Regions from separate parts of the Mus musculus genome. Here all the other regions are linked to region 1. The links are chromatin contacts, found by Hi-C or POLR2A ChIA-PET in ENCODE. All regions are on one chromosome and are shown on one strand. Each heading gives the region's core, a stretch centred on a gene start or an enhancer-like site at or near the end of the contact. The rest is flanking DNA. Distances are from core to core; before and after follow the strand shown.

The links. Hi-C counts contacts between places; a loop is a spot of excess contacts on that map. ChIA-PET counts read pairs that join two places held with the same protein, here RNA polymerase II (POLR2A).
Region 2: POLR2A ChIA-PET joins it to region 1 with 13 read pairs in embryonic stem cell. The contact joins the promoter of Hs3st6 here to the promoter of Igfals in region 1. A Hi-C loop is called at or near these places in 18 of 37 maps with a recorded cell type or tissue (CH12.LX, CH12F3, T-helper 17 cell and 5 more). POLR2A ChIA-PET finds 5 or more read pairs at or near these places in 3 of 5 experiments (Patski and embryonic stem cell).
Region 3: POLR2A ChIA-PET joins it to region 1 with 15 read pairs in embryonic stem cell. The contact joins the promoter of Jpt2 here to the promoter of Igfals in region 1. POLR2A ChIA-PET finds 5 or more read pairs at or near these places in 3 of 5 experiments (Patski and embryonic stem cell).

The regions. Positions count from the first base shown.
Region 1 is chr17:24,876,932-24,880,717 of GRCm38, reverse strand. It overlaps Igfals (insulin-like growth factor binding protein, acid labile subunit), which reads right to left and starts at 1,971. Exons shown (of 2, transcript NM_008340.4): 1 at 1,894-1,971; 2 at 1-765. The coding sequence starts at 1,909. Gm41549 (a long non-coding RNA gene) reads left to right here and starts at 2,649. Exons shown (of 3, transcript XR_876682.3): 1 at 2,649-2,722.
Region 2 is chr17:24,751,395-24,755,180 of GRCm38, reverse strand. It overlaps Hs3st6 (heparan sulfate (glucosamine) 3-O-sulfotransferase 6), which reads right to left and starts at 2,193. Exons shown (of 2, transcript NM_001012402.2): 1 at 1,683-2,193. The coding sequence starts at 2,095.
Region 3 is chr17:24,958,508-24,962,293 of GRCm38, reverse strand. Jpt2 (Jupiter microtubule associated homolog 2) reads left to right here and starts at 1,671. Exons shown (of 5, transcript NM_198937.2): 1 at 1,671-1,726. The coding sequence starts at 1,683. Cramp1l (cramped chromatin regulator homolog 1) reads left to right here. Exons shown (of 21, transcript NM_020608.3): 21 at 1-1,068.

The DNA.
Region 1 (3,786 bases), core at 722-3,221:
CACGGGGGGCCACAGCTGTGATGAGGTTGCGGTCCAGGTAGAGCTTCTGCAGCCGGGGCAGATGTATAAAGACATTAGCTTTGACGCTGCGGAGAGCGTTCCTGCTCAGGTCCAGCTCCCGCAGCTCGCCCAAGCCACACAAGAGCGCAGGCTGCAGGTAAGTCAGTTTGTTGCCAGCAAGCACCAGCTCATGGAGGTTGCCCAGGCCCTGGAACACCGTGTCAGGCAGGACCACTAGGCTGTTCCAACCCAGGTTGAGGTCCCAAAGGTGACTGAGGCCCCGGAACAGCCCTTCTTCCAGCCGGCCCAGGAGGTTGTTGCCCAAACTGAGTGAAGCCAGACTTGGTGTGTGTCTGAACAAGCCTGCAGCTAGGCTCCGGAGCAGGTTCCGTTCCAGGTGCAGATGGTAGAGATTCTGCAGGCCCAGCAGTGCCTGTGGCTCCAGGCTCCTCAGCCAGCTGCCCTGCAGGTTGAGGAAGTCTAGGCTGGACAGGTTCTGGAAGGCCGCTGAGGGGATGGAGGACAGGTTGTTTCCGTCAAGCCACAGAGCCCTGGTGCTGACTGGGATGCTATCGGGCAGCTGAGTGAGGTTCCTTGAACTGCAAAAGACGCTGAGCTCATCTGTGTAGTCATCATAGCTGCAGGTACAGGTGACAGGGCACTGGGGGCCCTCGGCATCTGCTGATGCTCCAGGATCTGTCCCCTGCAGGTAACAGGGGCCCAGTGCCACCCAGAAAGCCAGAAGCACCACCAGGGCTGGGCTTCCTGTGGGGAGAAGGGTTGGCAAGGAGATGCCCCCAGGATATGAACCAAACCCTGGGCTTCCCTAACCCTCAGCCATTGTAAGAGATGGCATCCACCATCCCACTTTGATACTAAGCAAACACTGGTGACAGCCACGTCCTATCTTTTGAAGCCACTTCAATTTCCCAGACCCTGGAACCAGCAAGTGGTGATCCCCGTCGCACTGCAAGGGCACAGAGGGCCTGGGTCTCCCACATCACCCTGCTCTCCAGGCAACCTGGGCCCTGGCCACTAGGCAGGCTGTGTCCTCTAGGGTGTACAACAGCCAGGCTGAGAAACAGAATCGAAGTGCAGTCCAAGAGCTGACTCTTGCAGAATACTTGGGGATATAGACCCAGGTAGCATATTCATTTGTGGTCCTCAATGGCTAGGCAGCAAGCTGGGCATTCCCTGCCTGTTGGGCCCTCATATGGGTGAAGCGTGCCTTATTTGCTCCCCATTATATGAAGGCTATAACCCTTACTGGTAGAAGAGTGGGGGTCTAGAAAACCCCAACTGTCCATTCAACCAAGCGTCAAATCACATGAACCCAGCTAGCACCCCAACTTAATCTGCCTCGGGTGTATGCTGAGAACCCCAGATCAAGTTGGGAAGAACGACACTGTCCCGCACCTGCGCAGTTTGTATCTGGTGTGACTGTGTAACGGTGGTTTGGAAGTGGGGGAAGCCCTAGGCATTGTGGGAGCACACCAATGGCAGACGAGGAAGAAGACATTTTCCCGTTCACCCAGGGCCAGGCCCTTAAGAGAAACGGTAGCCAGAAGGATCTCGGGCTGTGTGCAGCATACCATCTCAGCAAGCTATGAGACCAGAATATGGGGAGCAATGAGCCCCATTTCTGCACCTTGCGCCCAGGGGTGAGGTACTTGTTTCTTCTGCCTACCCTGCCTTCATCTGGCCCTTTCCCACAGTGCCGCCACCAAGGGGGAAAGTAACCGAGACCCTCCGGTGCCAGGAATTGTATCCAAGACCCAACCCAGAATTCCCACCAGCCCACCCTGAGTTAAGCCTACTGCGGCTTCTCCCAGAGGGCTCTGGCTGAGGACCAGCTACCCTCAGAGCAAGTGGCAGGGGAGACGGATTCCTCACCTGTTCTCAGAGCCATTGTTCCTTGTACAGAGCTGGCCGCAGGCAGGCAGTGAGCAAGGGCCGTCTACAGCACAGGCTGCTGCCCAGTGGATTTCCCCACTGCCTGTAGCTGGCAGCCCTCAGCTGGCCCTGCCCCACACTCTGGCTCCTTTAACCCTCTAGGGCTGGGCAACAAGTCTCAACAGAAGCTCCTCTGGATGCGGGTGGTGCAGGGGAGGGGCACTTTGTCCGCCCCAAAGTCTCGGGGATTGGGGGGCGGGGGAGCAATTGAAAGCCACCTCTGCTGGTGTTGGAGGTAGAGGCTTGGTGGAGTAGACCTTCAGGATTGGTGCTCAAGGTAGGTGTAGGGGGGGCCCTGTCTCCCAGTAGGTTCAGCTAAGGTGAGGGAGCTCGGGGGTTCCTGGGAATTCCCCCCACTCACCTCTATACGGAGCAGATGGCTCTGTCAGGCTTAAACAGTTTGCCCTGTTTCCTAAGGCCTTGCCTATACTTCTCGAATGCTCTCTGACCTGGGGTTTCTTAGGCCTAAGTGGGCCCACCATTTGTGCCTCCCAGTCCAGGGGTTTGTCTAAGGCCCAGTCTCAGTCTTCCTGTGACCTCTAGGTCAGCTGACGGCTGGCTACCGCCCCTCCCCCAGGGCCTCTTCTAGGAACACCTGGCAGAGCCACCAGCTACCTCGTGTTTGCTCTCCCCAGCACAGTCCTCCTAGAAAAGGGTTGGCAGGAAGACAGTGGGGCACCGCAGCCTCAGGGGCAGAGCCAGTTTCTGCTGGCCTCCACAGTATGGAGGGCCTAACAACCTACTACTTCCTTGTGTACAAAGACCCCAGGTAAACATGCTGCCCCAGGGGGAGGCAGGAGGGCCATGTGTGGGGCCCTCAACCTGGCCCTGGCTCCACTCACCCTGCCGGAGCCACATCTCAGCTTCCTCCTCCAGGGCCTGAAACCTGTGACCTGACGGACACTCCAGCCAGTCCTGCCTGAGCTCTGTCCCTTTGCCCTGCCCGGGATGGGGGGAATGCACACGGGAGGGGCCAGGCAAGGCAGTGCTGGGTTTCAGAAAGAACAGCTTCTCAGGGGCTTGGGGGACATTGGGAGCCATCTCTAAGCAAGCAGAGGAAGTAGGCAGGTCTGGGAGGGTCAGGGGCTGTGGCTCCCACCATGCCTCCCCATGTCTAGGGCATTTTCCATGTTATTCCTCAGCCTCTTTTCTGAGAAATTATAGATCGGCAGGGAGGGAGTCTCCGCCCAGAGCCACAGAGCAGTTTACACAGCAAAAGTGCGGTCTCAGCAGAGCTGCGGGGCCAGTAGCCAGCCTCTGCTGAGAGCAGGGGCCAGCAGTGCCTGAGTCCCTGTGGGCCCTGCTGGACTAGGATCTCTTCCTGTCTCCAAGCCCTGCTTCATGTGGTGTGGAAGCCTTGCCAGGCTTGCTTCACCCAAGCGAAGTGCTGCCACCACACCACACCACACCACACAGGAACACAAGGCCCAGCCACTGAAGAGCCGTAACCCCCGACAACTCTGCTATTCTATCCAGGGTTACCTCCTGGTGCCTTCCCTGGGCCCTGTGTCTAGCCTGGAATATGCCAACAGACAGAGCCTATGTTTCTTCAGGCATCATCCAAGTGAAATGCAGCCATCATGGTACAATTGTCCTGGCTGGACACTCAGCGCCTCCCTCCGGGACCACACCCAGTGAAGCTGTGAATGGTGACTTTCGAGGTCTGAAGGGCCTGTGAGTGTTTCTGTGGAGGCAGCACTTGAGTGTCCACAGGGAAGTGTATGTCCTCCCTAACACTTCTATCCCTGTACCTCGCTGACTGGTAGATGCCTGCCTGTCCATTGTTCATTGTTTTCTGGATTTCTGGTGAGGCCAAACACGCTGAAGCTGTCC
Region 2 (3,786 bases), core at 944-3,443, 130 kb after region 1:
AGCAGCAACAAAGCCAAAGAAATAATGTAATGGAGAAGCAGAGAAGATAATAGTTGTGCAAAAAGCAACCCAGGGCCCCTCTGCTGAGTCCAGCAGATACACGGGTCACTGCCTGAATGAGGCAGATCACAGCCCAAGATGAGCAGTACCTCCCCAGTGGCTGCTCCTCTCCCACCTCCCTCCCTCAGCCCAGGTCCTGTGACTGGAGATACCACCATGGTATCAGGTGGTAACTTTCAGAGGCTCAGTGCATGCATGTGATGGGTTGAAGGGACATTACCTGAGAAGCTGCCACCAGAGAGCTATAGCCAAGTGAAGAAGACACTAGGCTATACAGTCCCGAATCCCAGACAGGCCACTTAGCTTACTCCACACTTCTGAGCAAATCCAGAGCAGCAAACCACAGAGGATAACCCTGAGTAGGGTGGGGCCTCGGGTCCCTCCCTTCCCCAGCATCCTCTGCACACTTCCACATGGATCCTGAAGCTGTGCTGTGTCCTGAACGCTCCCTCCTCCCATGCTGAGAACATCAGTGTTCCCGAGAACCTCTCCTCGGGTAGTACTGACCCTTAGAGGTCTCGAGCTTGTTCTCTCCCAAACCCGTTAAGACCGGTCTTAGTGCAAAAGGCAGAGTTAGCAAACGGGAGTACAGAAGAACCCGGGAAACAGTCAGTGTGCCACCCGCACTGACTCTCCAGGTTATCATGGCTCAGCTCGGGCTTGCAGAAGAGGCAAGCCAATATAGCCCCATTTCCCTACATGAAGGAGCAGGGGGCCCTCGATGCCTGCAGGAGGCGGTGGGCGGAGCCTGTGGGTAGTCACACCAGAAGGGAGGAACCAGAATCTGACCATCCACCAGGACATACTGCTGTACCTGGGGTAGTGCTCCCCACATTCCACTGCTGCATCCCAAGTCCTCCTGTATGTAGAAAGGACAGCTACAGAAGGGTGTATTCCAGTCCCCACCCTTGGGCTAAACCAAAGAGCAGAGTCTCCCTCCTCAAAGCCCAGACCTAACTTTCTTCAGACTCCAGCAGCTATAGAGGGCTCCCTGATGCAGGGTGAGGGAGAGATTCTTAGGGGTGGAAAGGCACTTTCTAGAACACTTCTGGAAACCTGGAGGCCCTTCCAAAATATACTTGACTAGTGGTCAGATAATTACCAGTACTTACCCAGAGTTATAGCAGGGAATGGACAGACACGAAGGGATGATAAAGTGACTGAGCTCCAAGTATCTCTAAGGCTGCCAAGTAGCTCCACCGGGATTATATTGATATAAACCATAATAATATATGGATATATATTAGTAGCTTAGTGGTAGAATACTCGTTTAGTACATTTGAGGCTTCAGGTTCAATTCCCTGACCCTCTAAAAAGGAAAGTCTACCTGCCCAGTTATCTCACTCGCTTGAAACTACTTTCAAGATAGGATCATGCCTCGCTGAGTCCCTTGGCCACCCAACAGGAGAACAGAGTTTTCTCTGAGATTTTCTAATTCCTGCGACCCTTGGCTATAGATGGCCTCTCCTTCGAGGGTCGCTGTGCCCAGGAAATCAAGGCTATTTCCCTAACAGGCTTGTTTTAGACCCAGTGCCCAGGATTCTACCCTACTCATCCTGGGTTCTAAGAAAGCACAGTCCAAGGCACACACCGACGAGGCGCGGACCAGCAGGGACGCTCACCGGTACCAGGCGAGGCCGCGATCATAGCACCTGTCGAAGAAGTGGGGTTCAGAGCCAAGTGCACGGACGTCGGGGTGCAACCGCAGGAACTCCAGCAATGCGCGCGTGCCGCCTTTCTTCACACCCACAATGAGCGCCTGAGGAAAGCGCCGGCGCCCCGGGCCGCTGGCCACCGGCAGGCCGGGTGCTCTCAGACGGAGGGAGGTGTGGGGCGGCTCGGCGGGTGCAGGAACCGGAGCAGGGGCGCGGGCGGCAGGTGGACAGCGGCCGGGGAGGGCGAAGAGGCAGTAGGCGCTTAGCAACAGAACTACGAGCGCCAGCGGAGCACGGAGAGCACGCAGTGCAGTCCCCTGGCCCGTCCCCGCACCCTGGAGGTCACCGGCCCCGCCGCCCAGGCCACCGCTACCTGCCATGGGGTCGCTTCGCGCTCAGGCTCGGGAGCGGGAACCGCAGACAGGTGCGCATCCCGGCTATAGTGCGTCGCCCGCTCAACCCCAGGGCGCCCGGCTTCTGGGTTGAGCTCCGCAGCCTCGCAACCCTGGAGCCGGAGAGGGGCGGGGCGGGGCGGGGCGGGGCGGGGCGGGGCGGGGCGGGGCCGAGACGCCCCTCCCCAGCCCTCGCCTGGGACTAGCGACTCCAGCTAACTTCCAGAGCGACCAGGAGCTATCCCAGCTACCCCAACACTCCTCCTGAGCTGGTCTCCGGTTCGCTTGGCTCCAAAGTCTTCGCTCTTACACTACGGGAATGCGTGGCGCGGAGGGACACAAGACTGGGCGAGTGGGAATCCCCGTTCTGTCCTTTAAAAGTCTATCTCTGCCCCTTTGGACCAGGGCGACAGGTGTGCGGCCTCAGCCCCTGTTTCCCGGAGCCAGGGCCTCATCACCGGAGGACACCGTGTCCAGGAATCGCCTGTGCAGGAAGGATGGAGCCAGGCATACATCCGGCGCGGAAAGGGTCCCCATGCATCTTTGAGCCTGTGACAGGAATGCTTGTTGCATTACTTGCCAACAGTCCACCTAGCCATTCATTAGGGTGGGAGCCCTGCCCTGTGGAGAGAGCTTGTCCGATAGTCGGGCCACCATTTTAAAGTCCTTGTATCAAATAGAGCTGGCCTCCCCAAGATGTCAGTGATCCCTTCGGGAAATTGCAAAGCGGTGACACGCCCCCTCGCCCCCCAGGAGTGAAAAGGCCTGTACTAGGAGGCAGGGGAGGCATCTGGGTTCTGTCTGTGGAGCTTCCTCTGAGCATAGTGAGATTCCCGGGGCCCTCACATGTGTGAAACCTACCAGACACTGCAGAAACTTCTCACCCACCCACCCACCCCCACCCCACCCACCCACCCCCACCCCACCCCCGCGCCTCCATGTCCTGTTCCTGGCTCACCGAGTCTACAAAGCTGCTTACTAGGAATGCAGAGGAGGAAAGACTCCATCCAGGATGCCGAATAAGTTGCCCTGACCAGGGAAAAGGTAACGGCGCCTCTTCTTTCTGCCTCTGTCCGACTTTCCTGGCTGCCCAGTCTAGTCCCTGCCCCAGTACCCTTACTCAGCCTCTGCCCTCGGCTCTGTTTATTAATCAGCAGTCCGTGGGTCTCATGGCATCTGAACAAGTCTCACACTGCAGGCTGCCTCTGAGGGACAGAAAACTCCAATGACCCACAGACATTTAGTTCCCACCCTGAGGGCAGCTAGGTACAAGGGGGACATGCACCACCCAAAACTAGTCCCAGACACCAGAGCTACATTTGCTTGTCAGGGCAAGCTGGTGCCAGCAGCCCTGTGGGCGGGTTTTTAGTCCAGCACTGTCTGGGAAGCATGTTAGTACATGTAGGGACCTAGGAAGTTCTTCTTCGGATCTAGCTGTAAATGGGATTTGTTGAAGACAAGCTGGTTCTCCTCTGAGCACTCCCAGGGAGGTCCCATACTGCCCGATTACACCTTCACAGTCTGAGTTGTCACCACTTGAGACTTAGTCCCTGGTAATCCCCCCATCTCCTCAGTGCTGGCTAAGTTCCTACCTCCTGCTGGTGATTTCCTCTGCAGGATGCCTTTCCACAGGGCAGAAGACTCTCCAGGAGACACTGGCCCGGAGCAGCTGAGAGTTT
Region 3 (3,786 bases), core at 422-2,921, 82 kb before region 1:
CGTCTCCCAGCGTAAGCAAATATCCATGCATAAAACCTGAAAACTGCTAAAGGTTAGAGTTTTTTAAAAAACAAAACAAAAACAGCAAGGCAGGCTCCTGGGTTCTACATCTTCCTTCTCTTCCTTCCATCAGTTTGGATGGTTGGCGTTCACTCGGGCTTCCTCTCCTCATTGGAACTTAGTGTGACTTACATGCGGTCATTCTTTGAGAAAATCTTTTGTTAATATTAATGTTTCTTAGACATGTTGATTCATCTTTTTAAAAGATGGGGAACCTGTATCTTTGGTGCTTGGCATGGATTGTGTCCTAGAGAAGATGCTCAGGCGAGCTGAAGTCCATAGATCCTGTCGGGCATAGTACTTGCTCAGGGAGTGGGACTTTGGGACATTTCATCTGTTGGTCAACCTTTTTTCCTACCCTCCTCTTCTTTTTCATTCCTTGTGATAGCCTCTGCTAGGGGAGGTGTCATTCAGTTCAATAGCATTTTTAACCAAACCATATTATTAGAAATGGTCAAAATAAGTTTAGAAGGAAATTGTTTTATGTACTTTAAAAACAAATCTCCCAGATGCATTCATGAGGAAATACCGTACTTTGTCTTAATTTAAAAAAAAAAAAAAAACACTTTAAAAAAGGAAAGAAACCCACAGTATACCTTTCCCAGAGGCTAGCCTGGTGTGGTCAGTCCAGTTTTGGAAGCACTGCCCCAGCCAGACCCTTATTCTTTCGTAAGATCACTGGCTGGAGGGGTGCCCCCAGCAGGCAGAGCTCAGTGCTGTTTGCTTTGATAATCGTTAAGCCATATCATCTGAGGTTTCCGGCTTGAGATGTGAATTTGTTTTATAGACTATAAATATACAGTGTATGTATAAAGCAGAATGCCTGTCCTTCTGATTATTTTTTGTACCATATTGTAAATTACATTATTTATTCTTTACCAATTTTTTGGGAATAAAAGGTGTTTTGGTTATTTAATAAACAAGAACTGTTAAAACTTCGGCTAAAATTTCCAGTTCGGCTTGTAAATGTTTTTATTGTGCATAAATACATACTAATACTTCATCTAATGTCTGTCTTTTGTGCCTGCTTTCAAAGCCAGTATGCTTAGGGTATTCCAACAGGCACAGTGTAATGAGATGAGCTCTAAGGCCTGGAGGTGCCCTGGAGGTGAGGGTGAGCAAACAGGTAGGCATCAGAGATTCAGCGATTGAGTGACCGCTGAATGCGGAATTCATTACAGAATTCGCTGCTTCTGTTATGGGTATGTTGTGCGCTTCCATGAACCTTTCCTCCCGAAGGTGCTGTAACCCCAAAGAAGCCTTCCGCTACCACCGGCCAGAAACTTCCTAGTGCCATCCAGCCCGGGATAGGTCGGCCAGAAAATGCGGATTCGCATGCGGAGGCGTGTTGGCTGGGGGTGGGGCGAGCTGTGAACCAATGCCCACGCCTGAGGCCATGAGAGGCGCCCCCTGCAGCCAATCGGCTGTAAGCGCGATGCGGGCCTCCAAGCCTCCCTCTCCTTGGGGGCGGGAGGGAGGAGTGGGGCACGACTCTACGATAGGCTGCAGAGACATGATTGGCGCGAGAGGCGTCCAACTGGCTTGGGCGGGTCAGGGTACCTGCGCGGGACCAAGCGGGAACCGCCGCGCGGCGGCTGTGAAAGCGCGGGGCGGCGGCCGACATGTTCCAGGGCGCGGACAGCCAAGCTGGCAAGTCGGGTTCCAGGTGCGCGGACCGGTGCTGGGGCCCGGGTGGGCGCATAGCCGCAGCCACGTGGCGGGCGGGAGACCCTACAAGTGCGGTGGGTGTGGCGCGGGGCTCCCCTGAGGATACTGTGCGCGCTCTCCCGCAGGGCCTTGCAGGAAGGCTGTGGGGTTAGAGCGGAGTGGAGACCGGGCGGCGGGATTAAGACACGTGGCTCTCCTGAAGTGCTTGCTCAGGACAGACGCTAGCCGGGCGCTCCGAGCTGTTTGCCGCTTCCTGAGCCCTTCCCTTGTCCAGTTTGGTTGGTCATGACGACCTTTGAATGTGGCTGAGTAGCGGCAGCGTTCTCAGACCCAACCCACGACCAGGTGTTTGTTGGATGCACTACTGACTGCTACACCCTGGGCGGGGACCTTCCCTACACAGTTTCCTCTAGGCTTTCTGTCTGATCTGCTTTGAGTTGATCAAATGAAACTGGTGTTCGAATGACTTTACGAGCTCCAGGAATTAATTGTTGAATAGGCGTCCATGGAGAGGATTTTAGGAAAAGGAGGAAATCCCCATTTGAGTTGATAAAATGAAACTGGTGTTCGAATGACTTTACGAGCTCCAGGAGTTAATTGTTGAGTAGGCGTCCATGGAGAGGAATTTAGGAAAAGGAGGAAATACCCACTTGATAGCGGGATGAGGGGGAAAGGGGAGCTACCTTAACTGGATAATGAAGCGCAATTGGAAGCCTCAGTCTGGGCCATATTAGATAGAAAGCGTGCTTTGGATGGCAACTTAGGCAGGTTGGAGAAGATAGCAGCACATAGTCCGACTGATTGCTACAAAGCCTGAGTCTGTAAGGTCTGTCTGTACTCCAGGGTTTCCTTTCGTCTAACCCTGTCTTTTGTCTCCTCAGCAGAGGGATTTTCTTGTGCTGGAGATGTTTGAACTGTAAAAGCGTTATGGTATTACTGTCATTCATCCACAAAAATTACTAACCATGAAGAACACGTCACCCCCCACCCGGTCTATTTCTCATGGCTTTGTCCCAGATTTTCTCATTAGTTCCTAGTTCTTATGAAACTCATCATTCCAGGGAGGCCTGGGAGCGCTGACAACCGTCGATATTTTCTTTCTCTCCAGTGCCATAGTTCATTTGAACTCTGGCTTTTCATCTTTGCCTATATCCCTTATATTTTCTCGATAACTTGAGTATTTCTACTGAAACATTTAAAGGGTACTACAAAAGGAAAAAGTAATTGGAATTATGGATTTGGTCCTAAAGTCTGAGTTGACTAATCTGGCCCTAGAACCTTCCACTCCACTGGTGTTACTGTGATTAATGGCTGCTAGTGGCTTCCAGAAGGCCACACTGTGCCATTGTTCTGGGCCCTATTTGTTGAAAGGCCCATTTGTGAGACCCTGCAGGGGCAACCTTAAGACTTGCATTGCTGCTGTAGGCTTTGAAGCTTGTGCTTGCTCCATTGTCTTTGAGATGGAGGTGGACACTGCTCTTGCCCAAGTGGCTCATTATTTTAGTACACAAAGCAATACTAAATCCTTACTTTCAATACCCATATTAAGTTCAAAAGCTAGTTCCTATATTCCCGTAACAGACTCAATTTGGGCCTCATCTCTGGAGATGGTTTTGAGGCTCCTGCTTCTGTTGTATCACATACATGGAACACATACCATTGACACACACGTCTGGCTGTCGGTATCTTGTGTCTGAATAACCACAGAGTGACTGGGAAGGTGAGAGTGTAGAGTGAGGGTCTGCCGGGGTCAAACCTCCACAGGGTAGGATGCTGGTGGCTTCATGTAAAATGAGATTATTAAAATAAAGCTAGGAGTATTCACACTTGTAATCCTAGCACTCGGGACATGGAGGTAGAGAATATGAGTTCAGGGTTGTCACTCACTACATAGTGAATTTGAGCACTTCAAGATCCTGACTCAGCTCTTTCCAACCCCCAATAAGAAAATAAATGGCTGGGCAGTGGTGGCGCATGCCTTTAATCCCAGCACTTGGGAGGAAGAGGCAGGTGGATTTCTGAGTTTGAGACCAGCCTGGTCTACAAAGTGAGTTCCAG